Linked DNA regions of Homo sapiens: regions 1, 2, 3, 4 and 5 are each linked to region 6. Evidence: chromatin loops called from intact Hi-C (ENCODE). Cell type or tissue: PC-9. All regions are shown on one strand.

Region 1 (5,000 bases), 160 kb before region 6:
CCAGAGGCCCCAGTGAGCTATGATTGCACCACTGCACTCCAGCCTGGGTGACAGAGCAAGACCCTGTCTCAATAAATAAATAAATAAATAAATAAGAGGAATGAAGTACTGCTATGCACTGCAGCATGGATGGACCATGAAGGCATTGTACTAAGTGAAAGAAACCAATCGTGAAAGGCCACATAATGTGTGATTCCATTTATGTGAAATGTCCAGAAGAGGCAAACCTATAGATGCAGAAAGTAGATTTGCCAAGGCCTGGGGGAGCAGGAAGTGGGGAGTGACTGCCAGTGGAGACAGTTTCTTTTCAGGGGACAGGGTGTTCTAAACTTAGATTGTAGTGATGGTTGTACAACTCTGTAAACATACAGAAGTTTGGAATTGTACACTTTAAGTGGGGGAACTTTATAGCATGTAAGTTATAGCTCAATAAAATTGTTTTTTAAAATTGGTCAATGCTCCATGGCCATTCTCTCTGCCCTGCAGCCAATGCCTGGGGGCAACCCTTGCAGCGGGTGGTTCAGCACCAGAGCCTTGGTGGGTAGGGAACAGAGGCCCTTTGCCTGGGGGGGTGATGGGGAGAATGTGACCTGGAGCTGCGGGAGACACAGAAACGACACCCAGAAACACCACACACCCGCACACACACACTATGCATGCACGTGCACACACGCACACTTCCTGGGGGATGAAATGCAGCCATTCCCAAAGACACCTGGCCCCAAGAGTCACCTCTGGCAGGCTGCAGGAAGCACCCACCAGCCTCCTGGCTTCTGCTGCTGGCTGCTCCCTACACCAGCAGGCTGGGTGCCTCCCCAAGCCTCAGTCTGCTCTTCTCCTCAATGGGCAGAAAGTAACCTGCTTCCCAGGGCTGCAGAAGAGGCCAGTGGGGTTCTATGGTGGAATTCACTTTATTGTTGTTTTTAATTATTGTATTACTTATCTGGTTTGGGGGTGTTTTGGGTTTTTGTTTTGTTTTGTTTTGCTTTGTTTTAGGCAGTCTCACTCTGTCACCTAGGTTGGAGTGCAGTGGTGTGATCATGGCTCACTGCAGCCTCGAACTCCTAGGCTCTCATGATCCTCCTGCCTCAGCCTCCTGAGTAGCTAAGACTACACAGGCATGCACCATCATACTGCCTATTTTTTTTTCTTTATTGGTAGAGACATGGTCTCACTATGTTCCCCAGGCTGCTTGTGAACTCCTGTCCTCAAGTGATCTTCCTGCCTTGGCCTCTCAAAGTGCTGGGATTACAGGAATGAGTCACGGCACCCAGCCATTTATCATTTTTATTAAGGAAATAGTTCAAACATACGAAAAGTGCGCGGAGTATAATACAGTGAACCCCATGTGTCCATACCCACCACAACAAACTACTGACGCACGCAACAAAGTGAATGGAAGTAACAACCTCCGGGACCGTGTCTCCCGCCCCACCCCAATCTCCTCCCCCACTCCTCTCATCTTCTGTGGGCCAGTTCTAAAGCTCGTTCAGTCTAAGGTGGAGACTGCGGCGGAAGTGGTCTTTCTCAGGGAGGCAGTGGCGGGGTGGTCAGGGCCTCTCACCAAGCAGGTAGGACTGGTCAACTCCATGATTCTGAGAGTCTGCGACTCTGTGACTGGTTTTTAAAATTGTTGTTTGTCACATACAGTAAAAATCACCCCTTTAAACATGTAGCTCTGTGCGTTTTGAAAAACACATTCAGTTGTGTAACCCCTACCTGAGTCAAAAGAGAGAACAGGTGCACCCCCATGCTTCATGCCCCTGTGAAAGCACCCCTCGCACACCCGGCCCCAGCATTCACTCATCTCTTTTCCATCACTGTTGTTTTACACTTTCTAGAATGTCACATGAGTGGGATCACACTGTGTGTGGACTTTCCAGCAAGGCTTCCTGGCCTTGGGATTCATGCTTGTGGCTGCACGTCCCAGCAGCTCCTTGGGTCACTGAGCAGGGCCCCGAGGTGTGGCTGTGGACGAGCGGATGGATTCACCTGCGGAAGGACACTCGGGCTGCTTCCAGTTTGGGGTGACTGTGACTAAAGCTGCTCCGAACACTCTTGTGGGGTTTTGTGTGAGCATCGGTGCTTCTCTCCCATAAGTAAACACCTCACCGTGGAAGGTCTGTGTTGTGTGGCGTGTGTTTTACTGCCACGCGGTTTCCCACCCCAGCTGCTGTCTGCATTCCCGCCTGACTGGGCATTTTACCTTTCACTCAACACATTCCCATCGGGCACCCACCCAGGCCAGGCGCGGTGCTCCCAGTGACGGAAATGGCCAGGATGAACGAGCTCTGCCCTCCTGGGCCCTCCTGGGCCCTCCTGTCCTGTGGGCAGCAGGCAAGAAACCAGGCAGCCTGGGGACACGCGGGACCATCTGGCTGTTGGCAAGGGCTCCAAGGGCATGAATTAGGGCAATGCTAACAGGGTGACTGGGGCGGGCCTTGCTGAGGTGAGTTTGAACCGAGATTAAGGCAGAGGGGCCATCCCATCCAAGATCCGGGGGAAGGGTTTCCAGGCGGGGGCCCAGCAGGTGCCAAGGCCCCGAGGTAGGTGAATCGTGTTATTATGCTGTGACTCAGCGACTTTTTGGATGAATGCTGAGTTCCAGGGACCTGCTAGAAACCTTACAGTCATCCCCTGTTCAATCCTCACAGCAGTCCTACGCAGGAGGGGCTACTGTCGCCCCCAGCTTACAGCAGAGCCACTCAGGTTCAGAGAGGTTGTCACCTGTCTCGCTGCACAGGCCACGCGGGGCAGAGCCAGCACTTGAACCCGGCGGGACTCATGGAAGTGCGCTGAACACCTGGATTCCCACCTCAGCTCGAATCCCTGCCTGCAGTCCTGCTGTGTGGCCCTGGGCAGGTCACAGGTCCTCTCTGAGCTTCCGCTTTCCCGTCTGTAAAACCGGGCTGGCGCTGCTGGCCTCGCAGCCCGCCGTAAGCATCCTGTGGGATGAGGTGTGAAAATGTCCTGGAACGGTGGGGCCCTTGCACGGTGGGGTGGGCACGCACCCATTCCGCCCCGAAGGGCCGTAGCCAGCCAGGCCCCCTCCTCGGCCCGCCGCGGGACTGCGCTGCCGCCAGGCGCCGACAGAGGGCAGGAGCGGCCCGCGCCCAGCGGCCGAGAGCGCACGGCAGGGCTGGCAGGGGCGGCCCCGGCGAGGCGCAGCGCGGGCGGGAGCCCGAATGTGGTCTCAGGACTGCGGCAAACACCTGTCGGACTGTCTGGGACGCACGACCTAGGGACACGGACCCAGTGCACGGTGTGGGGGAGGAGGTTAGCGAGGGATCCTGGGCCCACCCGTCTCCGGGCTACCCCACCCCTACCCCGCCAGTCCCCGCCATCCAGCGAGGTGCCCCGGGAGTCTCTCCGGGAGAGCGCTGGCCCCGGGTCTGCGAAGAGCCGGCCTGGGGGGCAGGGCCTTAGGCTCAAAGGCCGCCACGTCCCCACGTGGCTCTGAGCACCGGTGATGTGGCCGTCCAAGATGAGATATACCCAGGGCCCAGTACACCCCAGCTTCCAAAGGCCTTCTGTGACAAAGAGAGACTAAACAATCACACTTATCACCTTTTGTATTGAGCTGAAATAGTAATATTTTGGATCTACTGGGTTAAATAAAATATGAAAATTAATTTCATTTTTTCTTTTTAAAATTGTGGCTAAGATATAAAATTAGGTAGATGGCTCTCACCTGCCGCTTGTGTTCTGTCTCTACAGGACAGGCCTAAGTTGGATGTCTGTGTTATCCCATGTAATCCCGTCCAACTCTCCCAGTGAGGCGTTTACTGTTATTACCTATCCCATTCTACAAACGGGGAAGCTGAGGCGCTGAGCAGTGATGTGACTTGCTCAGGGTGGGTTATGGGCACACACCCAGCAGTGCCCACCCCATGCCCATGTGTACCACACACAAATATTCATAACACATGCAGGGGCCCAGACTGTCAGTGCCAGAGTCCACGGGTAAGATGGAGAGACCCTGAACACAAACACGCTGCCAGCCTCCCAGCTCATACACAAGCGTCACCTGTGCACACCCAGTCTTGTGACAGCGTCAGGAGCACACACATCCACACTGCTGTTCCCAGACCCCCTGCTCACGCCCATGCACACACACCTACAGGTGTGCTGGTCTTCGAGGCAGGCAGTGTGGCCAGCCTCCCTCATGGCCCACAGTGCCATCCAGAAGACTGTATGGGGCCCTGCTGCTGACTGGCTGGTGGGCTCGAGACCCGCCAGACAGTCAGGCCCCTACTCACCTAGGGCTTGGAAAGGGGGCCCTGGCTGAGACTCCATCTGTGTCTGGGGGAGCCAGACCCGAGGGGAGTGAGTGGGCCTACGCGGAGCTCCTGCCCTCCCTGCGCCTGCCTGCCACCCTTCTGTTGAGGGCCCTTCCTCCTGGCTGCAGCCATTTGCATAAAGCTCCCAAGCCCAAGGATCACATTACATGGAGGCCTGATGATAATCTTTGTTGAAATAATATTTAACACATGCTGCACTTTTAATTAACTATCTGAATAATCTCAAATTAATACCAGAGCTTTAAAAATAAGTTTTCATTTTCGCGTTTGGTAACATAATAGCGGCCCGGCTGGCCCGTTTCCCCCTTCTTTGATTTAATTAAAAGCCCTTTTGTGTGTCTCTTGTCACTTCAGAAATGGACAAAAGCCCCCATGTGGGCCAGCCAGGGCTCCTGCTCGGGGTCCAGGTCTGAGGCCAGGGCCAGGGTCAGGGGTACTTAGGGGCCCTGAGGGCAGGTCCTCCACTGAAGCTCCCAGCCTGGCTCTGGCAGTGCCACTGAGGGAGGCCACACATCACACACACTTTTGCCCAGGGACACTGGGGCACGGTCACAGAGGCCAGCAGGCTGCCTCCCATGCATACAGACACACGCTAGAGGCAGGTGGCAATCTCCGTCCCTCGTCCATAACACACACCGGCCAGGCTCTGCAAACATGCCCACCAGACCCATGAGCCTCACGTACCTTCACGCATGCATG
Region 2 (5,000 bases), 410 kb before region 6:
CTTTTAAACTTGCCCCAGAGCTTGGGGATGGGGAAATGAGCGTAATGCAAGCCTGTGGCTGATGCCAGTAATTGTTCTGCAAATAGTCTGTGAGGGTGAAGGGAGAAGAGGCCCTCCAGAGGCAGAGGAATGTGCCAGCTGTCCAGTGGGAGGCCACAGCTTTGCCCAGGGTTTGTTGACTACATGACAAAAAGAGGTCACTGTCTCTGATCACTAGTTCTGGGTCCAGAGTTCCTCCTGAATGTAAAATTCCTGGAGTGCCAGGTTGCTAAGAACCTGGGAGGCCAGAGGTGAACCTGGGGCTCCATATACCATTACCAAGTGCTTGCATGGTAAAAAAAACTTTCTGGGGAGAGAGAGGAAGGCTCCCTGAGGCAAGAGGGTAGAGATTTGCTCTGCTGCTGTCCTGGTGCTGGCCTGAGCCTTTCTGAGTGAGTATCCCTCTGTAGACCAGGTCACTCACCTCCATCAGCTAGCCAGTTTCACCCTTTAGTTCTTCTTGTGTCTTTTCACAGGAAGCCCAAGACACCCATAAATGTGAAATGTCACAGTCATAGGCCCCCTGGGGCTTCGAGGCTGTTGTCATGGGTGTGCAGTGTTTGAAACTGGACCCTAAGAGGGGAGGCCCTCTGGTACCTCCCCAGGCATCTCCTTGCTGGTTCTGTCACTTACTCTTTGCGACAGGTTGAGAGTTGTTTGAACATCTGGCTTGTTCCGTGGCTTTCTTTGATTTATTTTCCCAGGATTCTTAGTGTCCTGAAGATTTGGTTAGGCGACCTTATTCCTTAAGCTCAGATGGTATAGAAGGAAAGGTGGATCATGACATTAATTCATTCAACAAACTCCGAGCAACTACTGCTTGCCAGGGGTTGAGTTTCTAGTGGTCAACAAAGCAGAAGTGGCTTCTGCTTTCATGTAGCTTCCTGTCTAGTTGGGGAGGCAGATGGTACAGAAGTAAATAAAACATGCGGAATTATAAATTATGTAAGTGCTAAGCAGGACAAGACAGGATGCCCAGATAGGGACTAATGGATGTGGGGCATCTACTTTAGTTTGGAGGCCAGGGAAGGCCTTTCTGAAGCAATAAAGCTGAAGCTAAACTGTGGCACAAAAGCCCGTCCCTGGAATGTTGGGAGGTGTTCCAGACCAAAGGTGTAGCACACATGAGGGTCCTGAGGCTGGACATCTCCTGGGGCTAGCTACGAGTGAGAGGGTATCAGCTGGTTTTCACACAGCAGACCTGGTGTTGCAGGTATATTTGGACAGATGCATATATCTGGACTCTCTGGAAGTCCCAGTTTTGCTGAAAGATAAGCGTGGCACATCCTATCATTCTGAAATAGGACACGGTGAGACAGAAGAAGGCAGGCCAGCCTTCTGGATATGCCTGGTCTCACTATGGCTATCCTATTGGCCTTTATCCATCCTTAGTCTTATTTCTGGTACTGTAACCCCTTATTTCCATGGTAGAGGGATGGGCTGATGTGGAATCAGCGTTGGCAGGCAATCCTGGCAGAAAGTGAATTAGACATTTTTCACAACTCTGTGATTGTGTTTGGTCATTAAACATTGGCCCACTGGCTGCTTATGACTTGAATGCCACATGGAGGTTAAGGACACATTCCTGAACCACTAACTCAAGAATTAGACATCAGAGATACTAAGTATCTAACATCATAGAATTGTAAATAAAATTCCCCTGACACCTAGACCTCGTCTCACTCCTGGTCAGTGCTCCTTTCCCTGCATAGCCTCACAGAGCACAGGCCCTTCATGCTTCCCTCCATCCCCTTTCCTGCGGGGCTGCCTCTTGGGCTGAAGGCAATGCATGGCGGTGGGGCAGGCGGCATATTTTGCCTTTTCTTTTTCCTCCAGAAACAAGTTTGGCATGGGACTTGGTCAGTCTTGATCTGTGCCTGGAAGTGTGAAGGCGTGGGTGCAGATGTTGGGATAATTTTTGTACCTCAGAACCAGAACTGGACACTCACTGTAGGGAAGACCAGCTCCTCACCCCCCGCCCCGCCTCCCCCGCCTGGCCCGAGGTTCCTGTTGAGCAGGCATGGCCTAGCCTCAGACTTGCATGCATATTTTTCTGCTGTTGATTTTCTCAAATTCTTTCACAAGGGAACAGTAGTTTACATCCTTTAAAGCTTTCTTGAGGCTGGGCACGGTGGCTCACGCCTGTAATCCCAGCACTTTGGGAGGCGGAGGTGGGTGGATCACCTGAAGCAGGAGTTCGAGACCAGCCTAGCCAACATGACGAAACCCCGTCTCTACTAAAACTACAAAAATTAGCCATGCGTGTGTAATCCCAGCTACTTGAGAGGCTGAGGCATGAGACTGCACTCCAGCCTGGGTGGCAGAGTGAGACCACGTCTAAAAAAAAAAAAAGCTTTCTTGGGATACCAGTTTGGTCTTCTGGTGACAGAACCTTGCCCATAGGTTAGAGGAAATAATACTTTCAGCAACACCCCCAGCTTGGGGGATCTCAGAAAGAAGGGCATGTTGCCAACTTTTGAGGATTTGTCTGAGAAACAGCAACCTGGCATCCCCCTAACTCCCTGCTTTTTTTCCCTCTAGAATCAAATAGAATCTCTTTTCCTGGCAAAGATTTCCTAGATAAAAAGAGGTACTACTTAGTCATTTTTGTAGGTTCGTTAATAGTTTCTAAAAGTTTTTAAAAGTACATAATAAGAAAACTTGTTATGGCAACCAATAAAGTTTCTTTTCGAGGAATGAATATTTTCTAGGAAAGATAAGAGTCAGTTATGTTTGGTCTGATTTCTTCAGCTGAATCTTTCCCTCTTCCTCTTATCTTGAAATCTATCTCATAAGGCAATCTGGGGACACTTTAGCAAGCACTCTGGTAACAGATGTGTGTCCTCCTCTTCCTGACACATCTCCCAGCCCTGGAGACCCAGCTGTACAATCGCAAACTGTCCACAGGGCGGTGGGGTGGAAATCATCTCCATGCCGACTCCGAACTATTTGGTGCACAAGAGGGCAGTATTTGCTTACAGTCTTGGATCGGGATGATCAATGTGTAGTTTCACAGGTCAGCATAGTTAAAATGACCTCTGACTTTTTCAAGACAAAATAAACTGTAGGCCACAGCCATGATGGCTTCCCATAGATGCCTTTAAGTGTCTGATCCCTTCAGAAAAATTGCTGCTTGCTATCTTTTTTCCTTAAAAAGAAAAATATTGTTTCTTTCAAGGTTTATTTTTAATTTTTTTTTAATCAATGAAAATATGGTTTGCAGGCTTGTACCTACAATGGCAGAGGTTAAAAAGTGTTGCAAAAGCAAAACAACTGCTTTCTAATTAAAAACCAGATGGGAAGATTTTTGTTTGAAGCAAGGGGTCAAATGTATTTTCTCCCCCTTTCATATCAGTGTAAAGATTATCTGACTTAACTTTTAAAGCATTTGAAGATGTGGGCTTCAGTCATCAACCCTTCTATACTCAGTTTTGTTTTTCTGCAAGTTCACAGTATTAACCAAAGCAAGGACTTTCCAGGAGAAAAAAAGGAGATCTCCCTGCCTTCCAGAGGCACAATGTTCTATCTGAACCATAGGCCATGTCTGCTTTTGTATAATGATTTGCCTTTTTAAGTTCTTCCATGGTGTTTTTCTATAGAGACTTTTAAGCCAGAAAGACATAGCTGGCCCTCCAAATCTGTGGATTCAACCAATTGAAGATTGAAAATATTAAAAAAAAAAAAAATGAAAACAACAAAAATAACAATTCAACAACAAAAAAATGATATGTTTAAAAACACAATAAAGTATAGCAACTATTTACATAGCATTTTTATTTTATTAGTTACAAGTGATCTAGAGATGATTTAAATATATGGGAGGATATGCATAAGTTATATGAAAATACTCTGTCATTTTATATCAGGGCCTTAAGCATCCTCAGATTTTGGTCCTTCAGGGGTCCTCAAATCAATCCCCCACAGATAACAAAGGACAGTGGCATTGGTTTACAACTCCTGTCCCACCAGATTCCAGCCTATGCAAGAATTGGGATCTCATATCTTTCTGCTCTCTCTTCCTCAAACCTGGAACTTCTGATTTGAGGTGCCTCCATAACTTTAGCACCCAAGAGAGTTTAACTGAAAACAGCAGTGGTAGCAAGGCCCAGCACATTAAGGACATAGTGATGGTCAGGCCGAAGGAACCCATGCATAGGGGTGGCCTGGGTCTAGCGGAAATGCCACCTGGCCTCTCTGAGCCTGTCTGTGCACCTCAAATGCAGATGATTATCTCACAGGGTGGTTGCATCAAAGATGTCCATAAATAAAGCTTCAGGCACATAGTAGGGAGCAGTTATTGTTTTGTTTGTTTATTTTTTGTAGAGCCAAGCGCTTGCTGTGTTGCGCAGGTTGGTCTCAAACTCCTGGGCTCAAGTGATCCTCCTGCTTTGACTGCCCAAAGTGCTGGGATTACAGGTGTGAACCACTGTGACTGGCTGGGAGCAGTTACTGTGCCAATGATCTCTCTGACCCCTGACGAATTATAAGCATATGGAGGTGGTGGGGCACTGTTGGACATGAGGATGGAGACACAGACACTGATTCTTGATTGCAGACAAACCAGTTCTTTCTGGATTATTCATTTATTTGATTCATTGAGCATGTCCATTGCTTGGTCCCTTGGAGCATCTGCAGCAAAGTGAAATGCAATCTAGATGGGAGGTGCCATGCTGCCGCCTCGATCCTCTGATAGCAATCGAGGAGAAAAGCTGGGTTCCGAGGCTTAGCCCTGTATGAAATCAGATGTCTTCTTTTACTCTTTTGTAATCGCAACATAAATCTTCCAAAGGGAGTATGTCTATAAGATAGATGCCACATAAGCTGTGGAATGTATTAGTATGTGTGACATCCCTGTGGTCTTTTAATTGATCAGTGGCATTTAATGCAAAATTTGAATCTGACCACACAAAGTAGGGAGAACCCTGGGTGGCCTTCATGTTTGCTTCCCCGTGAAGCTCCTG
Region 3 (5,000 bases), 490 kb before region 6:
CCCCATCTCTACTTTAAAAAAGAAAAAGAAAAAGAAAGAAAGAAAAAAAAAGTTGTACACAAATGTTCAGAGCACCATTATTCATAATAACCCAACAACCCAATGTCCATCAACTAATGAATGGTTAAATAAGATACACTATTAAATATTCCATATAATAGAATACTATTCAGCTGGAAAAAGAAATAAGTACTACGCATGCTACAGCATCATGCTAAGTGAAAGAAGCCAGTCACAAAAGACCAGATTATATGGTGCTATTTATACAAAATTTCCAGAAAAAGCAAATCTATAGAGACAAAATTGATTAATGGTTGCCAGTGGATGGGGGTAAGGGTGCAGAAGGGGACGATGACTATTGATGGGTATAGTTTCTTTTTGGGGTGATGAAAATGTTCTAAAATTGACCGTGGTGATGGTTGCACAACTCTGTGAATACACTAGAAATCACAAAAAAAAACTGTATTTTATATGAATTATGTCTCCATAAAGTTGGTTTTTTTTTTTGTTGGAACACTATCTGCCACAGGGTTACACTGAGCAGAGTCCATACTGTTTCTTAAGTCTTGATGTTTTGGTGCAACAAAGTGACTTTCAGTGAGAAACTCCTACAAGAACTCCTAATCCCAGGGAGCTATACCTCAATATGAAGAGAAAATCTCCCAGTTTTCAAGCTGGGATCAGTGCTGGGCTCTCATCTAACAGTTCAGGATCCTGAGCCTGGAAGGAAAGGGACTTCTTATGGTGGCAAGTTAGGGAGGAGCCAGGCAAGAAGGCAACAGAGCTTTGCCTCCCTGTCATCCATGGATGGACCCTTCCCAGAAGGAGCCTGGAGCATCAAGAGGACCAGGGACAGGTGCTTCTTCTAGAACGGCTCCCACATCAGCTGTCCACAGGGAGAGGTGACCTAAAGGACTTGGGGGCTGCTTGTCAAGGTCAGGAGGGGCTATGAAGAGGCTTCATGCCTTGCTGGGTTCTCAGAGATCCCTGAGGCCAAGCCATGTCCACAGAGCAGACCAGGCAGGGGCATGAAATCAGCTTCCAAGAGGGCAATACTCTAGGGCTGGCCTGGGTGATAACTTTGCACTCACTTTTTCTACTCTTCACATAATTCTGCAAAAAAGGTGCTGATATTCCCATTTCCTGATGAGGATGGTAAGATTCAGAGAGGTCAAGGAACTCGCCTGGGTCATGAGCTTCCACGTGACTCCAATGCCTGTAATTTTTCCATGTGGGAACCAGGCTTGTGCTGAAATGCATGCTCCATAAAACACAATGGCCATCAGAGAGTGGGCTCACTTCTGAGGCTCAATCCACAAGGGTCATTTACACAGGGAGGGGTGAGCGGCAAGAAGCCGAGAGGGAGCGTACACTACCTGGGAAAGAACACTCCTAGGAGGCTGCATTTTCACGGCAATCTGTTGTCAGCATCCAACAGTTCCCCACTGCCACCTCCAGGCAGCACCCCGTCAAAGCTCCATCCCCGCTCACAGCCCAGGGTCCACTGGGAAGCGGTGTGGGAGAGCAGTGAGAGCATGGAGTTTGGACCCAGACGTTCCTCTGGGCTCAGGTTCCAGTGGCAACACTTTCTAGCCTATGGCCTGGGCAGGTAACCTCCCATTTGAGTCTGGAGATAACCTCAACTGCTCACAGGGTTGTCAGGGTGTCCTGGGAGGACATGAGATGGCCCATGTAGAGTGCTCTGTATAGTTTCTGACACACAGGAAGCCCTCAGTTAGTCACCTCCCTTCCCCCTCTCTTTCCTTCGGAGCTCTAGAGATCAGATGTGGTTCTGGGGGGTAAGGAAGCCCTGTAGTTCCCCTCTAGGGGTGGAGTCTGTGGGAAGCATATCAGATGGCTATTATTGTTGGCTATTACTTTTTTCATTACCATGTTGACATTATTATCACCACTACAACAAATTTCCTACTAGAACATAGTGCCAAAATTCTCTTCCAAAGCAAACAACCGAATCTGCGTTACCTGAGCCGACCTGCCTAAAAATCCATGTTCTGAGTGTCTTCCTTCCACTTGAGTAACTACAGTCTAGCAAGGAGTCTCCACAACCTCTAGCAGCCCTTGATCAAATCAGCCCAGATGGGGCTGGGGCCAAATCTCCCGGGTCTCAGGCTGACCAGAGCTTTGTCTCCACTGAGCAGGTTCTGAGATCAAGGCCACCTTTCTGTGCACCTTAGTCCTGAGTGGGATGGGACTGAGAGACCTTACTTCTGAGACGAGAGATGCCAGGCTCTGCAGGTATGGGCTGGGCTGGGTTCCCTACTGTGGAGGGAGGGAAGCCTATTAGCAGAGCTCCCCAGCAGGGGGCACCATCTGTCCAAGGCTGAGCCCTTTCACCAACTGCACTGTCAGGCTTCAGCCTGGCCTAGCCAAGGCTAAGCAAGTCCAGACAGCCACAGGCATGCCAGGCATACCAGCCATAAGGCCCACATGCATCTGTCTCCAGAAGCTGCCCAAGTAGCCATGCTGGATCTGGCACACACTTTCTCTCCAAGACTTAGGAAGCACTTATGACAGTGGTCTTGTCTAGAGAGCATCACGGACGGGGATTCAGAGTAGCTACAAGATGCTGCCACATGGACTTGAATCACGCATTCGATTCCTAATTGCAAGTGAAAGAAACCGCCTGAGGGGGAAGGGCTGTTGCTATACTGCAGTGCTCACAGCACTACAGAACCCCCATTGTGGGGCTTACCCAGAGCCAGCAACACCAGAGTTTGCATGTTTTGTTTTTTTTTAATTATTTTTAGAGATGAGGTCTCACTGTTGTCCAGGTGGGAGTGCGATAGCTATTCACAGGTGCAATCATTGCACACTACAACCTTAAACTCCTAGCCTCAAGCAATCTTCCCGCCTCAGCCTCCCAGAGAGTACACTACAGGTGCATACCACTGTGCCCAGCTTGGACAGTCTTAATAATAAAGCTTCTCTATTAAAAGCAAACTAAAATCTTAGATAGGGCCCACCATCATTCAGAGCTGAGTTAGGCAAATCAGCAGTTTTTATTTCAAACTCAGTTTGGCTCCAGCTGTGTCCTGAGATACTCATGGGCCACAGGGTGTCTTTCTAACTCCCACTGCCTCCACTGCCCTGAGCATGCAGCCTCAGGGACTTTGTCCCCACACTACTCTATTGCAGGCTTGAAAACAGGCCCCTCATCACCCACCTTTGTGCCCCCAGCACTGCAGAGACCAGGCACTAATGTTTAAACAAGATCACAGAAAACCAAAAGAGCAATAAAACTACCAGGTACTGGGAATACTGACACTGGGCTTGAGAGATGGGAAGATGGGGTGTTCTCCAGGACCACGAGCGTGGAGAGTGCTTAGGAGAAAAAGCAACCGCAGGAAAGTTCCTGGCCCAGCTTTGGGCCAATCTTGGCAGGATGAGCACCGTATGAACACTTGTCTTCCAGGGGTCAACATCTGCCCTTCCCAAAGGCAGGCCAAAGGGATGGGAAAGAGTGGAGCGGGAGGATGGAAAGACACCAGTGTGGTTCAGAGGTCTGGGATAGAAAGAAAATGCTGGGGCCGGGCGTGGTGGTTCATGCCTGTAATCCCAGCACTTTGGGAGGCTGAGGCGGGCAGATCACGAGGTCAGGAGATCAAGACCATCTTGGCTAACACGGTGAAACCCTGTCTCTACTAAAAATACAAAAAAATTAGCCAGGCGTGGTGGTGGGCAACTGTAGTCCCAGCTACTCGGGAGGCTGAGGCAGGAGAATGGTGTGAACCCGGGAGGTGGAGCTTGCAGTGAGCCGAGATCGCGCCACTGCACTCCAGCCTGGGCGACACAGTGAGACTCTGTCCCCAAAAAAAAAAAGAAAGAAAATGCTGGTTTTGTTATCAGAAGGAGCTGGGTTCTTATCCTGTCTTTACGATGAGGGACAAGTTATGATTCCAGTTTCCTTATTTGAAAAATGACGCCAATAATGCCTACCTCTCAGAGCGCAGATGAAGACTGAAGACGTTCATGTGTATAATGTCATCAAAGGCTAGCCCTGTCTGATCTCACCTTTGTACACTCCAATTGAACGACCAAATTGTAGTATCACACCCAAAAGATCACGTGGGAGACCCTCCTCATGAGTGACAGGACAGCTGCTGCCTTTGGTGACTAGGGAAATGAGGCCAGAGGCAAGCCACTTGGCACATTTTCCCTCAAAAACAACATGACCTCCCCTCATCCCTGTCCCACCTCATGGGGTTTGGAGAGATCCTGAGGAACAAATGAGCCCAGATGGAAGTTAAAAAAGCCTTGTGGCTGGCAGGCAGCCATCCTACCTGATGACACAGTTGCCTCGGTTGGATGCAAAGATGACGATGGGAGCGATAGAAGACTCCAGGGCGCGGTGCAGGTAGGTGAAGCACTCAATGTCCAGCATGTGGACCTCATCAACAAACAGCACACCCGGGACCAGCTCAGCAATGCCCTGGTCGATGTACTTGTTCACCACCTTATTAATCTCCCCTCGAAGTTTGTCTAGGAGATGCAAGGATGGGCAGGCAAGGTCAGCACAGGGCTGGGGGAGACTATCGCCTTTTCTCCTCCACCTGAATTCAATCCAAACCCATGCTAGGAGCCTAGTTTTCCTACTAGCTATGTGATCCCAGACAGGGTGTGTCCCCACTCCAGGTTTCAGTGTCGTCATCTGAACACAGTGATAATCACACCTAAAAGGTCACAAAATTGGCAGCCTCCCCCAAAAGATGAGTTTGGTTAAATGTAAAAAGGTTGCACAGGTGTTCTGCATGGGAATCCCTTCACAGCACACGCTCACTGCTGTCACACTCCCTACCATGCCTTATCACTTCCCACATACCCAATCTAGCTCTGTCTGATCTGGGAGACATTGGAGTTTGGGAGCCCTGGGTGAAATGAGTTTTCACATGCAAATTTACCTGTTCTATACTCAGTAAATGACCCTTTCTTTTGGTCCCATACAACAATGCTTAGGTTAATTAACTTTCAATCAAGTGCCT
Region 4 (5,000 bases), 280 kb before region 6:
TAAATGGCAGGCATCTTTTCGTTGTTTGTAATTTTTTTTTTTTTTCCCTCAAGACAGGGTCTCACTCTGTCACCCAGACTGGAATGCAATGGTGCGTTCAGGGCTCACTGAAGCCTTGACCTCCCAGGCTCAGATGATCCTCCCACCTCAGCTTCTCAAGTAGCTGGGGCCACAGGCGTGTACCACCACACCTGGCTAATTTTTGTATTTTTTGTAGAAACAAGGTTTCACCATGTTGCCCAAGCTGGTCTCGAACTCCTGAGCTCAAGTGACCCACCTGGCTTGACCTCCAAAAGTGCTGGAATTGCAGGCATGAGCCACCATGCCAGCCTGTTGTTTGTAATTTTAATGAGAATGTGGTGAGTGTTTTATCATTAAGTAAGGTGATGGCTTTTCGATCTCATTTATCTTTTCTCTCATCATAAGGAAATACTCATTTATTTTTATTTTTTTAAATCAAGGATTATTTTTAATTTTGGAAAAATCTTCATGGCGTATTTTGGAGTGATTTATGGTTTTTGTCTTTTGACCTTTTACTATGCTGTTATATTAATATGTTTTCTAGTATTGCATTCTGGAAGGTATCCTACTTAGTTGTATTCTGGTCTTTCAATAATATTTATATTATTCTTTCAGTAATATTTATGTCATAATTGAAATGTCTGGTTGGCAATTTTTGTCATGTCAAGTCTTGGTATTAGTATGCTAGCCTCACAAAAAGGATTTGGAAGGTTTTCTCCTTTATTCTTTTTAAACAGTTAAAATAGTTATCTATTCCTTAGAAGATTGAAGAAATTTGTCTCTCAAACCATCTGAATTTGATACTTTTTGGGGGTAGCACTTTAATAACTTAAACTGTTTTCCTTTGTATTATTAGTCTTTTGTTTCAGTCTCTGCCAGGGATAATTTTGACATAACATTTTCCTAGAAAATTATCTATTAAGTTATATCTTCAAATTCATTTGTATCTAGTTTTGCAAAGTAAACTTTCTTATATGTAGTAATTTTCTTTTTTAAAATTTCTAACTTTGTGTATTTGGGCTTTACTGGTTTTTAAGAACTTGCAATTGCATTTATCTATCAATTCTATTATTCCATATTTTCTAATAGAATAATTTGTGCTTTTATCTTTGCTATGTATTTCTTTCATTGGGTAATTTGTCTTTTTGCTAGTTTCTTGACTTAAAGACTAAATACATTGATCATATAATAGTTACCTAGGTGTTTAAGGTTGTGAATGTCCTTTGAGCTTGTGAATGTCCTTTGAGCACCGTTTTAGTTGCATTCCACTGTATGTTACTTTCTAGATATCCTGCAACTTCTCTTTTGCATCCTTCTTTAACTCGAGTTATTTAATGAGAAAATCGTCTCATTTCCAAGTTGTTTGGTTTTTTTCCCCTCTTTGTTTTGTCATGCATTTAAAGTTTTTATTGCACTGTGAAGGGAGAATATGGTCTGTGTCATGTCAGCTGTTTGGAGTTTATTGAGTTTTCCTTGTGGCCTAATATATGATTTTGTAAATGATCCAACGGCTTTTAAAAAGAAGAGTTATTCTGTTATAAGAATATAAAGTTTGAGATAAACCCCCCACCTTATAATATAGGTCTTAGTTCAAACTAATCACTTATTTTATAAATTGTTTGTTTTTGCATTGCCTACAATTTGTGCTTTACAAATTTTGTTGCTCTGCCTTTTGATATATAAATATTTACTATTCATATCCTCACTGTAAATTAAGCCCTTCATTAACCATTAGTGGCCCCTTTGACTCATTTAACCTCCTCTGCCTAGAATTCAGGCTTGTTAGATTTAAATTTGGCAATCCAGTTTTCTATTTGTTAACGTAATCTATCTTTTTTTTACTTTTCACCTTTCTGAGTCATTTTGTTTTAGATGTGATTCTTGTTTACAATATATAGTAGCTTTTTAAAATCAAAATCATTTTTAAAAGTTCTAAAAAAACTTTTTGAACCTCAGTTTCCCCATCTGTAAAATGGGTAGTTGAAAGTACCTATTGGATAAGATAAGATTTGTGCTACTCACTTTACATATATCTTCTCATTTAATTCACGTAAAGCTATCCTTTCAAGGTACTTCTTATATTTTTTGTCAGATGAGAAAACTGACTTAGGAAGGTGACTTTTCCAAGGTCACTCAATTGCTAATTGGTTGAGCTGTGATTCATCCCCAATCCAAGGCTTTCTAAATTCTAAAATCTTTCTACTTAGCCCATACGGCAGCATCGCACCATGGGTGAAACCCCAGGTCACCCTGCGTGAAATGGTTCCTAGCTTTTAAGACAAGTTGTAGCAAGCAGGGTAACCTGGTAACTAGGCTCACTTTTGGACTTAATTGGAACCAGACTGCAGGGGGCTCAAGGGTCAGGCTAGCAGTCTTCTCACCAGTACGTCCTACCTGCCCCACCTTCCCAGAATGAGAGCAGCTCTGCTGCTGGGTGTGGGGCCTGGCCACACATGGGGCCTTGCCTGCCCCTGCCCTCTCCAAGCTTTTCCCAAGGCTGGCAGGCACCCTCTGAGCACTGTTTCTAGCCTCAGCTCCATGTGACAGTCAGAGACAGCAGATGGAGCCAAAGACTTGGAGAAAAATGACACCCAGTTCAGAGTCCATGTTCCCTGGGGCCCAGACCCCAGTGTTGAATGTGGAGGAAAGGGCTTGGTTTATTGTTGGGGGTGGAGATTAGCAGGGGCTTTTCTTGTACCCTCTCCCTGTGGTGATTATGTCTAGGTATCAGTGAGGAAGAGGGACCCAGCGGGGCCCAGCTAGCATGAAAACTTCCTGGAAGTTAAGGCCTGGCTCCCACAGGGTGCCTGATGAGCCTTTATAAAATATCTAGAGGCATACCCTATGTCCACTTGGTCTCTATTCCTCCAGGCCTGTGGTTCCAGTAGGGGTTCAGCGAATATTGGCTGGATGAACTGGGCAAAGTATTGACTGAGCTGCTTTATTCGCAACAAGAACAGACAGGAAAGTGTATTTAGACTGACTCCTGCAGCATCTGGCACTGGGCATTAAGAGAAATAGTGCTCAGCCTGTGCACACATTGGGCAGGGTATCAGTCCAGCTGCAATACTTTCACCTGTGTGAGTGGGGCCATCACTAAGTCTCCTAGGGTCTTCTCTGTAAAGTGGAGATGATGCTGACTGTGGAGTTGGCCCTGACCTTGTGCCATTTTCAAGGATGATGAAGATGCTTTTGATTGTGCGCTCTCCCTGTAGGCCTCTCCTGGGCTTTGTGGCAGGCGAGAGCACATGCTTGTTGGAGCTCTGTGAGGCCCAGGCAGTGCCTGGTTCCCTGGGGTCACCTGGGCATAACAGTGCCCATCTTGTCAGTTGAACTGTGTGGCTAAGGGTGAAAGACTAAGTAGTTGGAACTCACGGCAACTTGCACACATGCTCTGCGCCCACAGTTAAGTATAGTTGGAAAAGTGGTGCTCTCAGCAGTGACCTCAGTCTCTGTCATTCAGACCCAGGAGTGGGTCTCAGAAGAGGCTGGAGGCCAAGCTTGGCCGTAGCTCTGCTCTTATTATATGATGCCCAGTGGCCCAGGTTCCTGACCACTCAGACTGGAAGAGCCAAGTCATCCTGGCAGGGGCCAAGGCTCTGACCTCAGTCCTTCTTGGTGCCAGCTTAGTGTGTGTGCCAGGCTGGATTGGATGTGTCAGGGGAGGGGGAATTGGGAGAAGACATAGCTTTCCTTGAGTACCTACTGTGTGCCACGTGCTGAGCTAGGCTCTCCAAGTACTAATTTCTGATCCTCTCAGGAATCTTCCAAAGCTGGGACTCTTATCCCCTCTTTGCAGCTGGAAAAACTGAAGCCAAATGCCATTTAATCGCACAGCTATTGAGTGAGAACCAGTAAGCCAGTCCCCCAAAACCTAAGCTTTACCCCTCATGCCAATAGCTTTTAAACATTTTTAGCTAAAGAACTTGAATATCAAATTTTATGAAGAATCCCCACAAATACAACCTATAGAAAGGGAGCCAGTCTGGCTGAAATGCAAATGGGTGACTTGGGCCCTTCTGTTCCTGCCCCTCCTCACACCTATGGCAGCCCCAGGACTCCCTGGGAACACAAGGCTCCTTGGAATCCAGTTTGGAAATGGGTCCTGTGCCCTAGAACCATGGATGGGAGAGCTCAAGACACCGCCCCTGCTGTCTGCAGGTGCATAGAGCCGGAGCTTTAGCTTCCCCGTCTGTGAAATGGAGCTGCTGATCCCTGTCTTGCAGCCTGCTAAAGAGAGTCCGTGAGGTGTGTTTGTTTTGTTTTGTGTTTTGTTCTTTTGAACTGAAAATTGAGGTGTTTCAACTATGGTTGAGAACCTACTGGCTGCCAGATAGTCAACTAGGTGTTTGTACGCATGATCTCATTCGGAAAGACTGCCTTCGCCCATGAGCAAGAGTGTGAAAGTGAAGGTTTATTTGTTCACGAGAGGGTGATGGAACAGCTTGTCACAAACTGTAAGTGTAGTCCTGGCACATGGCTTGGAGAGGACCTGAATTCCGGTGGGTGGCTGTGGAAGTGGAGAGGAAGAGCTGACAGAGACTCTGCCCTGAACAGCTGTCAGCACCTGGTGGAGACTGAGCAGGTGCAAAGAGGGCAGAGGGGAGGCGATAGCTGAGAGAGGGCCAGCTGGCGTTTGGAGTTAGAGGAAGAAATGGGAAAGGAGGAAGCCTAGAGCAGGAAAATCAAGGATAATGTCCTTTCTGGATGAGAGGGGTCAGCGCACAGAGGCTAGAGAGAAGAGAGAGGCCCCTGCTGCTGTCTGCTGAACGCTTACTGGGGCCATGTACATAACCAGTGTACCCAATGAGTAGGACCTAAGCCTTTATTTTCAGATGGGGAAACTGAGGTTCAAAGGAGAAACTTTTACCAGTAAGTAAAAGACCATCGGTTCTGGCCATAAGTCATGGTGACTTTAGCTGTGAAGATTCAAATTAGAGGATGCTGGCAGAGGGTGAAAGCAAGCTGAGAAAGGCTAA
Region 5 (5,000 bases), 360 kb before region 6:
CATTCATGTACCCATCAGGCAGACTGAACAGTTACTAAGATTTCACCGTGCTTGTTTCATCTCTCTCTCCCCTGCTTTTCTTGCTGAAGTATTTTTAAACAAATTTATGAGATCTTGAGTCATTTTACCCCTGAATACTTATGTATATATCTTTAAAAAATATAGACATTTTCTTGCGTAAATCAATGTCATTAGCACAGCTAATAATAACTATTCTTTGGTATCCAGTACCCTATCTATATTTAGAATTTTCTTGAAAAATGTTCTTCAAATATGGTTCCCTACCTCCTCCCTCCACAAAAGGATATAAGAACATATACATCCCCAAGTCCTTCATGTCGATGAGGAGCCCGAGGCTCAGAGAGGTAGATTGGCTTCCTCAGGTCAGACCCTAGTATTGGGATTTGAATCCACACCCCTCTTAGTGAGCTTTATATTTTATGTACTACACCTGGCTGCCCAGGCATGGTTACCCCGAGTAGGGCGAAGCATGTAACCTCAACCTCAAGTTTCGCCCAAGATGTAGGGGCTGAAGCAGACAGGAAGATGAGCACTGCTCCAGGAAGCCTCCCACCAGTGCAGAAGAGCTCTTTTCTGGAAGACAGGGCTGGATGCCACAGTGAGGCAAGTCCAGCCCCAGCCCTAGGTCAGTGTCTTTTTTTGGTTTTGTGTCTATTCTTAAGGAGGTGTAAAGAGCTCTTTTCTGGAAGACAGGGCTGGATGCCACAGTGAGGCAAGTCCAGCCCCAGCCCTGGGTCAGTGTCTTTTTTTGGTTTTGTGTCTATTCTTAAGGAGGTGCTTCTGGTACACAGGCAGTGCCAAGGCCCCCTACAATGAAGCTACATGGCTACAGGGAGTTCTGAAGGTTATAGAAGACTATACAGCCTTTGGGATCTTAGCTCTGCCATGCACTCGCTGTGTGTTTTGAGCCTGTGACTTGACCTCTCTGACTGAGTTTCCACCTTTGGAAGATGGAATTAGAGTGCTTACTTTGCAGGGTTGTTGTGAAGATAATGTGAATGCAGATGTAAGCATCCCCAGCACCGTGCCTGGCACATAGTAGCTGTTTATAAATGCAAATATAATGTTGTCTTTATCTGCCAGGGAGGAGGACAGAGCACCAGCCACCTCTCCATCTCTACTGCACTGTCCCCTGGCCCCAAGACCTCTTCTGCATCCCCTTCCTCTCTCCTCTGGTCTGGATGGTTAGGCACCCAGGCTTTATGGGGCAGGGCATTGGAGCTGAGAGGACACCAGCTCTGAGCACCTGCAGGTTTTGGAGAGAAGGAAAGGACACTGCCAAGCACTTGCTCAGTGTCCTGTCACTCCTCAGGTGGTCTGGTTTCATGCTGCTTTACAGACCAAAGTGCTGGGCACAGAGGCAGATGTGTCTTATTGTCTTCTCAGAGTGTTACCAATTATTTCTAGTTTCAGTTGAAGAGACTCAGTTCATTGATGCAAGAGATTGACTCTCAGGATATGCCGGAGAACAGAGCCCCAATAAGAATCGGGGCAGGAGCTCAGGGGCTGTGGAAACACTCGTTGCCAGCAAGTGTGCTGAGAACACAAAGGAAATGCTTGTGATCCTTTTAGAGTGACTGGGAGTAAACATTTATTTCACCTTGAAGGAAATGAATGTTTCAGGAAGAGGCCCAGGAGCTTGACGAAGCTAGACAGCCCATGCCGTAAGCCACATAAAGGAGGACATCAGAACCAATTGGGTTAGAGAGGGCCTAATAAATTGTGTCCCTCACAAGGACCCAGCATTTTCTGTTCCTTGGGTGGGCCACATGTGCTCTTGAGAAGATTGGGAACAGCTGTACTGAGTTGTTGCCATTGAGTCATATCTGGTCCAGGGGCCAGCGGTTGGTGCCTCTGGTCATTCCGTCCTTTTCTAACAAAGCTCGAGGTGATCTGGCCATCTCCCCAAAGATCCTGGGGAAGTGCATGCTCAGCATCCTCCGTGCAGCACTGGCAGCTGGGGCTTCCGTAGCCCCCTGCTGTGTCCTGTGCCCTGAATGGCCCCTTCCCTTAGCTTTCCGGCCTGCTCCCTCCCTCCAGTTGCTAAATTCCCCTCTTCTATGCTTGCTTAGCAGAAACTTCTCATTTAACTTTTACATACTTCACTGTGTTGATGTTGTCTGTATGTGTGTGTGTGTTTCCCCCAGAAGACTCTGAAGCTTCTCGAGGGCAGGGACTGGGTTGGATTAATTTCTGAAGTTCAGAACCCAGCCTAGGGACAGCCATACAGAATGTAACAGAAGCAAACTTTTATTTCTGTGCCCAGATATGGTGGTGCACAGAGGGTTGTGTGGTGCACAGAGGGTAGCTGGTTTTGCAGGTACAGTATCAGGCATCTTGAGAAATTAATAGTGGGGAAGGAGAGCCCACTAAGGTGGGAATGCTTGCCTGGGACACCAGCCTGGCCTGCCTGTCGCCTCCACCAGGGGGCCCCCCTGCCCCGGCCCCTCTCGGGCCATTGCATCCTGTCCCTCTGGTTGCTTGCTTGGGGCTTGCAGGACATGGTGGACTCTGCAGGCTGCTTCACAGTGCAGTGTGTTCCTGCTGCTCCTTCTGAAATGTGACCTACCATGCCTTCTTCAGTCCCTCTGTCTCCATCCAGAAAAATGTCTAATTGTATCTTGAATTCATTTACATTGCTTGCTTCAATGGCCTCACTTGGCAGCTGAGCCCATATGCTAATTCCACCCTTTTCATGAAGGAATTCTGCTGATTTTACTTACTTTTTGTGACAGATTCCTCCCCCTACCCCCCCACTCCGTTCTTTTTTTGGTCTCCTGCTCTCCCAGTAAACAATTTCTTAGGTCCACTCTCGCAGGCTCTGTGACCCAGTGCCCTCAGGACACTTCATGGGGTGAAGCTCCTGATGGGTTTGAGTCAGGGCCCTGAGCACTGGCCCAAGCCCTTCCAGCACCTTCAGCTTAGGGTTAGTCAAGAATGTCCTGCCTTGGTTTCTTTGCTTCAGAGGAGGGGCTCTCTGTGGCTTGGGGACCCATTTCTACAAGGGTCTAAGACAACTGTTGTTTTTTGGAACCCATAGTGTAAGAGTTGGTGAGAGCGGCATTAACTCAGGGGCCTTGTGAGGACAGACCCTGCTTCCATGATAGGGGAGGAGGAGTCTGGGTCCGGGGGTGAATTGAGCCCGAGCTCAGTCCCAGTGCTTGCCTTTGCTGCCAGTGGGGCCTTGGATGAGAGTTCCTTGACCTCTCTGAGTCTTACTCTCTTAATCTGTAAAGCGGATATCTGAGGGCCCATCCTCCCCTCATTCAGATTACTGGGGTCTTCTCCAAGTGGATGCAGTCCTTGCAGCCCCTGAGTCCTCTCTCTATTGGCCCTGGGCCACTGGATCTTCACAGCATTTGATTTTCTCTTGGCACAGCCGCTTCAGTTGTTCAACTTTTCTCCCCTTTTTTCTGTTTCTAAACAAGCATACATAACCTTTTTAAGTGTTACTAGGATGCCACCACTGAGGACTAGAGAAGAGTTGATTAATTGTTGCTGGAGGGGGTGTTCTAAGTAATTGAACAGGCCCGGTCATCTCTGACCTCTCAGTGCTTTTCATTCACTTCATACATATTTGTTGAGCACCTATTCTCTGCTGCCATGTGCAAGGGATTCTGTGGGATAAGGTGGCCCAGGTCCCTGTCCCAGTGGGTGAAGCTGCAGAGGAGCTTGGGAGTCACAAACAGCACTATCCTAGGGCAACAGGGATTGTGGGGCTCTGAGGAGGGGCTGTCACCTCCAGATGAGAGGGAGCCTGGAAAATACCTGGGAGGTGACATCTAGCCAAAATTTGAAGGCTGGGTTGCCAGAGAAAGGACAAGGTGGGAAGAATGCTCCAGGCACATGTGCATGGGCCACGGTCCTGGGGTGATAGAGAGCATGGCTGAGTGAGGAGCTGAAGCATGGAGTATGAGGAGATGGGGGTGGTGGGTGTGAGGCTGTCAGGTGGTGCAGGTAGGGGCCCAACCACACTGGCCTTCTTGTTCCTTGCCCAGGGAGGAGGGTCAGGGTTGGGGAGTCGGTCTCTGACCTTGACCTCCTGTGACCCTCACTCTCTTCTCCACAGAGGGCAACATAGCACTACTAGATACCAGGTCCGCGGCCTGAGTGGGGTCTGATCCTGTCCTTGCACTTACCTGACAATTTGGCCTTGGGCAAGCAGGCAATGCAAACTCTCTGTGCCTTGATGTGATCATCTGCAAAATGGGGGTGTTGGTAATAGTACCTGTATCCTAGGACTGAGTTCAATGAGCTGATGTATGCAATGCACTTAGAACGGAGCCTAGTTATAGTGAACACTACATTAAATGTCACCTATAAAAACAGTGCTCATTTCTTGTGGAAAGGGCTTGGTAAGAATAACTTCTGTCCCAGAGGAAATTCCAGCCTGGTGTCTCTGAGGTTTTCCTGCTTCATGATCCAGGGAAATAATTGTCTTAGGTTATTCCTGGGCTTTCTACCTCCTGGGGCTATATTGAGACTCAGTATGAAAACCTATGTTTGAAATTCTAGGGAAAATCCCCACTAGAGAGAAAATAATGTCAGAGACTGTTTGGAGCTTTCACATGCATTAACTCCTTCAGTCCTCCTAACAGTCTATGAAGTAGGCCCTGTTTTTACACAGCATATGTATACTGTGGCTATGATACTAGGTGTGGGGCCTCGGTCCAGAGTGTTGGGGAGCGAGTGTTTGGCAGCCTCTGCACGGCCTTTTCATCAGCTTTGGAAGAAGCCAAGGCTAGAGAGCGAAGTGCTCTCCCCACGTGGCCCCACTGGAGGGGCAAGGGCTGAGTGAGATTCGTCTGCTCTCATTTGGACCCCAGAGAGCCCATTGTCCTTTCCTCCAGGATGACCCTCCTGGCATCCACCTTCCCCACCCCCACCATGGGCAAAACATGTCTCATGGGAGAAAGAAGGAGTGGGCTGTCAAATCTGCCCTACCCCAGGCATAGCGGACTGATTCCTGAGTGCTTTTC
Region 6 (5,000 bases):
AACCAGAGAGTATCTGGGGTAGGCCTCAATCAATTTAGAAGTTTATTTTGCCAGGGTTAAGGATGTGTGCCTAAGAGACAAGTCTATGCCTTTTTCCAAAGATGATTCTGAGCACTCCAATATTTAAAAAGGAAAAGCCAGCTGGAGGGGACAGAGGGAAGGTGTGGTCTCATTACTGAATCCAAATGTTGCAAGAGAAAAGAAGCAGGTAGGGGCACATAGTCACTAATGAACTGGCCTGGTGCTCACTATAAGATAAGGTGAATGGAGAGGAGCTACCTGTGGAGATCTTTAACTTTTTATCTGTCACTATCTGCTTAGGAACAAAAGGAAAGGCAGCTTCTTGCATAACTCAGCTTTCAGCTTAATTTTTTTTCTTTTGGCAGAGTGAATTGGTGTTCTAAGTTTTTATTATCCCTTCACAAAAGCAATTAGGAGCCCAGCAATAACCCCATCACCAAGATTCGTTTGTGGCTCCCTTTTCCGTGGCCTGGCGCCCCCTTCCTCCCACCCCTCCCCCTCTCTTCAGCTCTCTGCCCTCCCAAATCACAGCTTCTTTCTTTTTTCTTTCTTACTTTTTTTTTTTTTAAGACAGAGTCTTACTCTGTTGCCCAGGCTGGAGTTCAGTGGCGCAATCTCAGCTCACTGCAACCTCCGCCTCCCGGGCTCAAGCAATACTCCTGCCTCAGCGTCCTGAGCAGTTGGGATTACAGGCACGCACCACCACGCCTGGCTAATTTTTGTATTTTTTAGTAGAGATGGGGTTTTGCCCTGTTGCCCAGGCTGGTCTCGAACTCCTGGGCTCAAGCGATCCGCCTGCTTCAGCCTCCCAAGCAGCTGGGATTACAGGCGTGAGCCACCGGGCCCGGCCATCAAATCATAGCTTATTTCTTCATATGACAGTTAGCTCTGTTTTCCCGTCTCCTTCCAAACCACAACTCATCCCCTTCCAGCATACTTCAAGAAGGTGTTTTGTTGAGTAATGGGGGTTCCCTCCCTAAGAGGAATCCTGGCTCTGGCCATTTGGGCTTTACTTGTGTCTCCGGACTCTTGCATTCTCTCTTAAGCACAGGGATTACTAGATGTGTGGGGATCAACTGTAAAGAACATGGTTTCTGAAACAGCAAATCAAACCAATTTGATTGTGCAGGAGAAATAGAAGCCTGTCGACGTCTAATCTGAAAGAACAGCTATATTTACATACCAAGGCAGATTGCAGGTCAAAGTGTCATCAATTTGATGTTGATCAAATCTTGGGAAATTTCTGATGTGGTTTCTGGTGACACAGAGTGGCGGCAACATAGCCTGTGTGCAGGAGGCTTCTCACCTCCCCTAGGAAGAGTTGAGATATTCACAGCAACCCACAAGCAGCCTCCTCCACCAGCATGAATGGTGGCAAGGAGCATGGAGGCACCGAGCCTTGAAGAAAGAGGCTGGGAGTGAGGACCGTCTTAGAAAAAGGGGCTGACCTTCTTTGCCCGAGTTGTAGAGCTGTGGGGAACTCTGGGAACATCCAGATGCCTTCCGGGAAAGGGAGATCTCCCCATCTCTGCATCCCACCCACACTCCCCACCTTAGCCACTCCCCGCCAAACCTCCAGCCCCAGCTGCAGTGCATGGTGGTGTTATTTCCCAACAAGGCAACAGCCTCCTCACTTGGTTTTCCTGACTCCAGTCTCTCCCCAACCCATCCCCGCTTCAGATGGCAGCAATTTTTCTAAAGCACAAATCTGATGCTGCTTAAAATTCACAAATAAGGCAAAGTCCACAGACGCTGAGACAGGATGCAAGGTCCTTCTTGGCCCACCCACCAACTGTTCTTGCCTCCTCTGCCTGGAAACGCCCACCTTGAAGGTTGCAGTGGCCTCAGCATCCCTGTGGCTCTTCCGCCTGGGCCATTGTGGAGCCAAAGTCACGCCAAAAAAGAGCAGCCTGAAAGAGGCCCCTGCAGAGTGGGTGCTTTTTGAATGTCATCCGTTATTCAAGTTCTCCACCCTGGTTTCATCCTCCCCCAATCCGAGACCCTTTACCCCAACGTTGTCCCTGTCATTTTATTACTAGTCTCCATCCACCAGAAATGTGCCTTGGCACCTGCCTTCCATCGCCTTCGGGCACCTCATCTCATGCTGGACAGAGACCTTCCTGATCACCTACCCTAGCTGCACCTTGCCATCACTTGGGGAAACTAGAAAGTGGTTCTGATCTCCTCCATCTGGGGAGGGGCATTTGGAAACTCTCTGAGATTCCAGGGTGGAGACAGGGTGGAAACCCCTGGTGGGAGAACAGGGTGTGCTTGGGGCGTCACTAGCTGGTGGGATTCTTCAGGCCGCAGCATGCAGTTCGCAGTCTACACTTGCAGAAAAAAAACATCTGCCTGGATGGTTTCCTATTTATAGAGGACAGGGATATTCACATGGATGGATAGAGTGCATGAGACCCCTTGCTACATCCTTTTTCCCTGCACTTCCTCCCTTCCACCCTTCCAGCCCTGTGGGATCATGGTGGGGAAGGGGTCAGCCTCGGAAGATGCCCTTGGAGAAAGGCCTGGGAGATGCCGTGTGTGACCCGAAAGAGGTCAGGGGACATTTTACCTAAGACTTGCTTCATTGTTAAGTTTTTTTCTTAAAGGTGTTGATCTACGCAGTGTAAACACTTGCAAGCTCCCATCATTGGTCACAAGGCTGTTTGTCTTGTAGTCATTGTTTATGGTTCTAGAAGGCTCTCTCCCCGTGGAGGGGAAGGGCCCTGGGACAGAGATCACAGGAGTTCTTAGGGGGCACTCGCTAGTAGCCTCCTTCCCTCTGCTGATGGGGCCTTCCTCCCAGGGGATCTTTGGGCCTTAATGCCGTGCCTTTGAGGCCTGGCCCAGAGCCCCTCAAAGAGCCAGGCGAGGAGAGCTGACCCAAGTGGAGTCAGGCTGAATTTTCCTTCTCAAGAGAAGCACATCCCAGCCACTGTCCTTTCAAAGGCCATCAGGCCGGCCGAAGACGAGGATGTAGCAGACTGGCTCACAGCAGTACCCACTGGGGCGGAGCTCCAGCCTGCAGCTGTGCCAGGGCCGGGCATCTCTTCCCTGAGTGGTGGCTGCCCCCATGAGGGCAAAGACTGCACTGGCTCTTCCTGTGCAGGCGAGAGCGGGCTGGGAGCAGGGACACCACGTGGAGGCAGCCCTGGTGGCAACGGGGCTCAGGGGAAGTTTCTGGGCACAAGGAAGCCTGGGGATGGGGGACTTAGGAGGGAAGCCCCAGCCAGGCTGCTGTGCAAGGGGGAGGCCCGTGGGGACCCTCTCCAGGAGTACAAGGAGGGTCAAGGGAGGGGCCGAGTCAGCTCTGTGGAAAGTTTCTTGTTTTTGTTGCTTGCTATTCGTTTTTCTCTTTTTGTTTTACCTTTATTATAAAAAACATCAAACTTTTATGAAAGTAAACAGAATAATATACTGACCCCATATACCCCTGGGTTCAACAATTATGGACATGAGCCAGGGTCACTTCGTCTATTACTGCTGCACATTTGCCGCCCCCGTATCATTCTACAGCAAACTGTATATATCATAACATTTCATTTGTAAGTCTTTTGGATGTTTATCTAAAAGAAAACAGAAACTTTTTAAACATAACCATAATACCATTATGACACCTTAGAAAATTAGTGCCATCTCCTTGACAGTCTCAGAAATCTAGTGTAATGGGTTAAGTTGTGTCCCCACCCCCCAACAGAAAGCTATGCTGCAGTCCCACTCCCCGGACCTCAGAATGTGACCTTATTTGGAGAAAGGGTCCATACAGAGGTAACCAAGCTTAAATGAGGTCATTAGGGTGGGCCCTGATGCAACATGATTAGTGTCCTTATCAAAAAGGGAAATTTAGACAGAAACAGACACGCACAGAGGGAAGACTAGCAAAGTGACACAGGGAGAACGCCACATGAGAAACGATGCTGCCACACGCTAGGGAAAGTCTGTGGCCACCAGAAGCTGGGGGAGGCAAGGAGGGACCTTCCCAAGCGCCTTTCCAGGAAGCGTGGCCCTGCCAACAGCTGATATCTAACTTCTAGCCCCAGAATGGGGAGAAAATAAGTTTTTGTTATTCTAAGAAACCACTCAGTTTATGGTACTTTGCCCTAGCTAACTAACCTGGTCAGTATTCAAATTTCCAATTATCTCACAAGTGTCACTTTTTTTGGAATCATGATTCAATGAAGGACCCCTGCTGCAACTGGTTGATGTGTCTTAAGACTGTTTTAATCTCCTTCCTTCCTTTCTTTCATTCTTTTTTTTTTTTTTTTTTTTGAGACAAAGTCTCACTCTGTCACCCAGGCTGGAGTGCAATGATGTGATCTCGGCTCACTGCAACCTCCACCTCCCAGGTTCAAGTGATTCTCATGCCTCAGCCTCCCCAGTAGCTGAGATAACAGGCACAGTTTTGCCATGTTGCCCAGGCCTGTCTCGGCCTCACAAGTGATGGGATTACAGGCATGAGCCACTGTGCCCAGTCTCCTTCCTTTCTTTCAATGTATTTGTTGAAGAAAACCATGTTGTTCATCCCCTAGAGTTTATCCTGATGTGCTTTTGCCGTTTGCACCATGATGGCATCATCTAACACCTCACGACTCAGGGTGAGTAGTCTGTGGGCCAGCAGCACGGCCTCCCCGGGGAGCGTGCTAGCAATGCAGAATGTCTCAAGCCCCACCCAGACCTGCTGTACCAGACTTTTCACCCGGCAAGCCCGCCAGGGACTCATGAACACTCGGAAGCCTGAGAGTCACCGGGCCGCACATTCTTTCTCCTTTGCATTTCCTGAATCGGTAGTTGGATCTATAGATGCTTGATTGGATTCAGATCTGATTTTTTTTTGGCAAGATCCTCTCTAGGTGGCAATCATTCTTTCATCAGGAGGCATATCATGGCTGCCTGTGCCTCTTTTATAATATTAGCAGCAATCGGCTGGGCACCATGGCTCACGCCTACAATCCCAGCACTTTGGGAGGCCGAGGCAGGGGATC

The links. Peaks named below come from ENCODE experiments on the same cell type or tissue, not always from the same donor. Only the 100,000 strongest peaks of a DNase experiment are listed, where the experiment ranks them.
Region 1: a loop joins it to region 6, with 8 times the contacts of the local background. A loop is called at or near these places in 50 of 110 quality-filtered maps.
Region 2: a loop joins it to region 6, with 12 times the contacts of the local background. A loop is called at or near these places in 14 of 110 quality-filtered maps.
Region 3: it touches region 6 in a loop (5-fold over the local background); 10 of 110 quality-filtered maps call a loop at or near these places.
Region 4: a loop joins it to region 6, with 15 times the contacts of the local background. A loop is called at or near these places in 7 of 110 quality-filtered maps.
Region 5: a loop joins it to region 6, with 9 times the contacts of the local background. A loop is called at or near these places in 6 of 110 quality-filtered maps.

Annotation. Positions count from the first base shown.
Region 1 is chr3:128,423,409-128,428,408 of GRCh38, forward strand. It overlaps a transcript of EEFSEC not described here. Among named protein-coding and RNA genes, the nearest start is that of DNAJB8-AS1, 38 kb to the right of the region's middle. RefSeq lists enhancers at 2,802-3,001, 4,080-4,638, a cis regulatory region at 2,874-3,554 and silencers at 3,002-3,311, 3,342-3,391. In PC-9, a CTCF peak has its summit at 3,013; a DNase peak (open chromatin) is centred at 1,243; H3K4me3 peaks cover 561 bases; H3K27ac peaks cover 641 bases.
Region 2 is chr3:128,168,122-128,173,121 of GRCh38, forward strand. The region is part of intron 1 of EEFSEC (eukaryotic elongation factor, selenocysteine-tRNA specific); the gene reads left to right. Among named protein-coding and RNA genes, the nearest start is that of EEFSEC, 17 kb to the left of the region's middle. RefSeq lists a silencer at 1-179. In PC-9, CTCF peaks have their summits at 2,980 (motif pointing right) and 3,187; a DNase peak (open chromatin) is centred at 3,000.
Region 3 is chr3:128,092,999-128,097,998 of GRCh38, forward strand. It overlaps RUVBL1 (RuvB like AAA ATPase 1), which reads right to left. Exons shown (of 11, transcript NM_003707.3): 8 at 4,302-4,500. Among named protein-coding and RNA genes, the nearest start is that of RUVBL1-AS1, 20 kb to the left of the region's middle. In PC-9, CTCF peaks have their summits at 2,349 (motif pointing right) and 2,560; a DNase peak (open chromatin) is centred at 2,393.
Region 4 is chr3:128,304,672-128,309,671 of GRCh38, forward strand. The region is part of intron 4 of EEFSEC (eukaryotic elongation factor, selenocysteine-tRNA specific); the gene reads left to right. Among named protein-coding and RNA genes, the nearest start is that of EEFSEC, 150 kb to the left of the region's middle. In PC-9, a CTCF peak has its summit at 2,574 (motif pointing right); no DNase peak of the experiment used is centred here.
Region 5 is chr3:128,224,543-128,229,542 of GRCh38, forward strand. The region is part of intron 1 of EEFSEC (eukaryotic elongation factor, selenocysteine-tRNA specific); the gene reads left to right. Among named protein-coding and RNA genes, the nearest start is that of EEFSEC, 74 kb to the left of the region's middle. RefSeq lists enhancers at 2,200-2,700, 2,511-2,570. In PC-9, CTCF peaks have their summits at 2,463 (motif pointing right) and 2,662; no DNase peak of the experiment used is centred here.
Region 6 is chr3:128,581,512-128,586,511 of GRCh38, forward strand. No RefSeq gene overlaps it. Among named protein-coding and RNA genes, the nearest start is that of LINC01565, 7.9 kb to the left of the region's middle. In PC-9, a CTCF peak has its summit at 3,084 (motif pointing left); DNase peaks (open chromatin) are centred at 3,070 and 4,700; H3K27ac peaks cover 1,388 bases.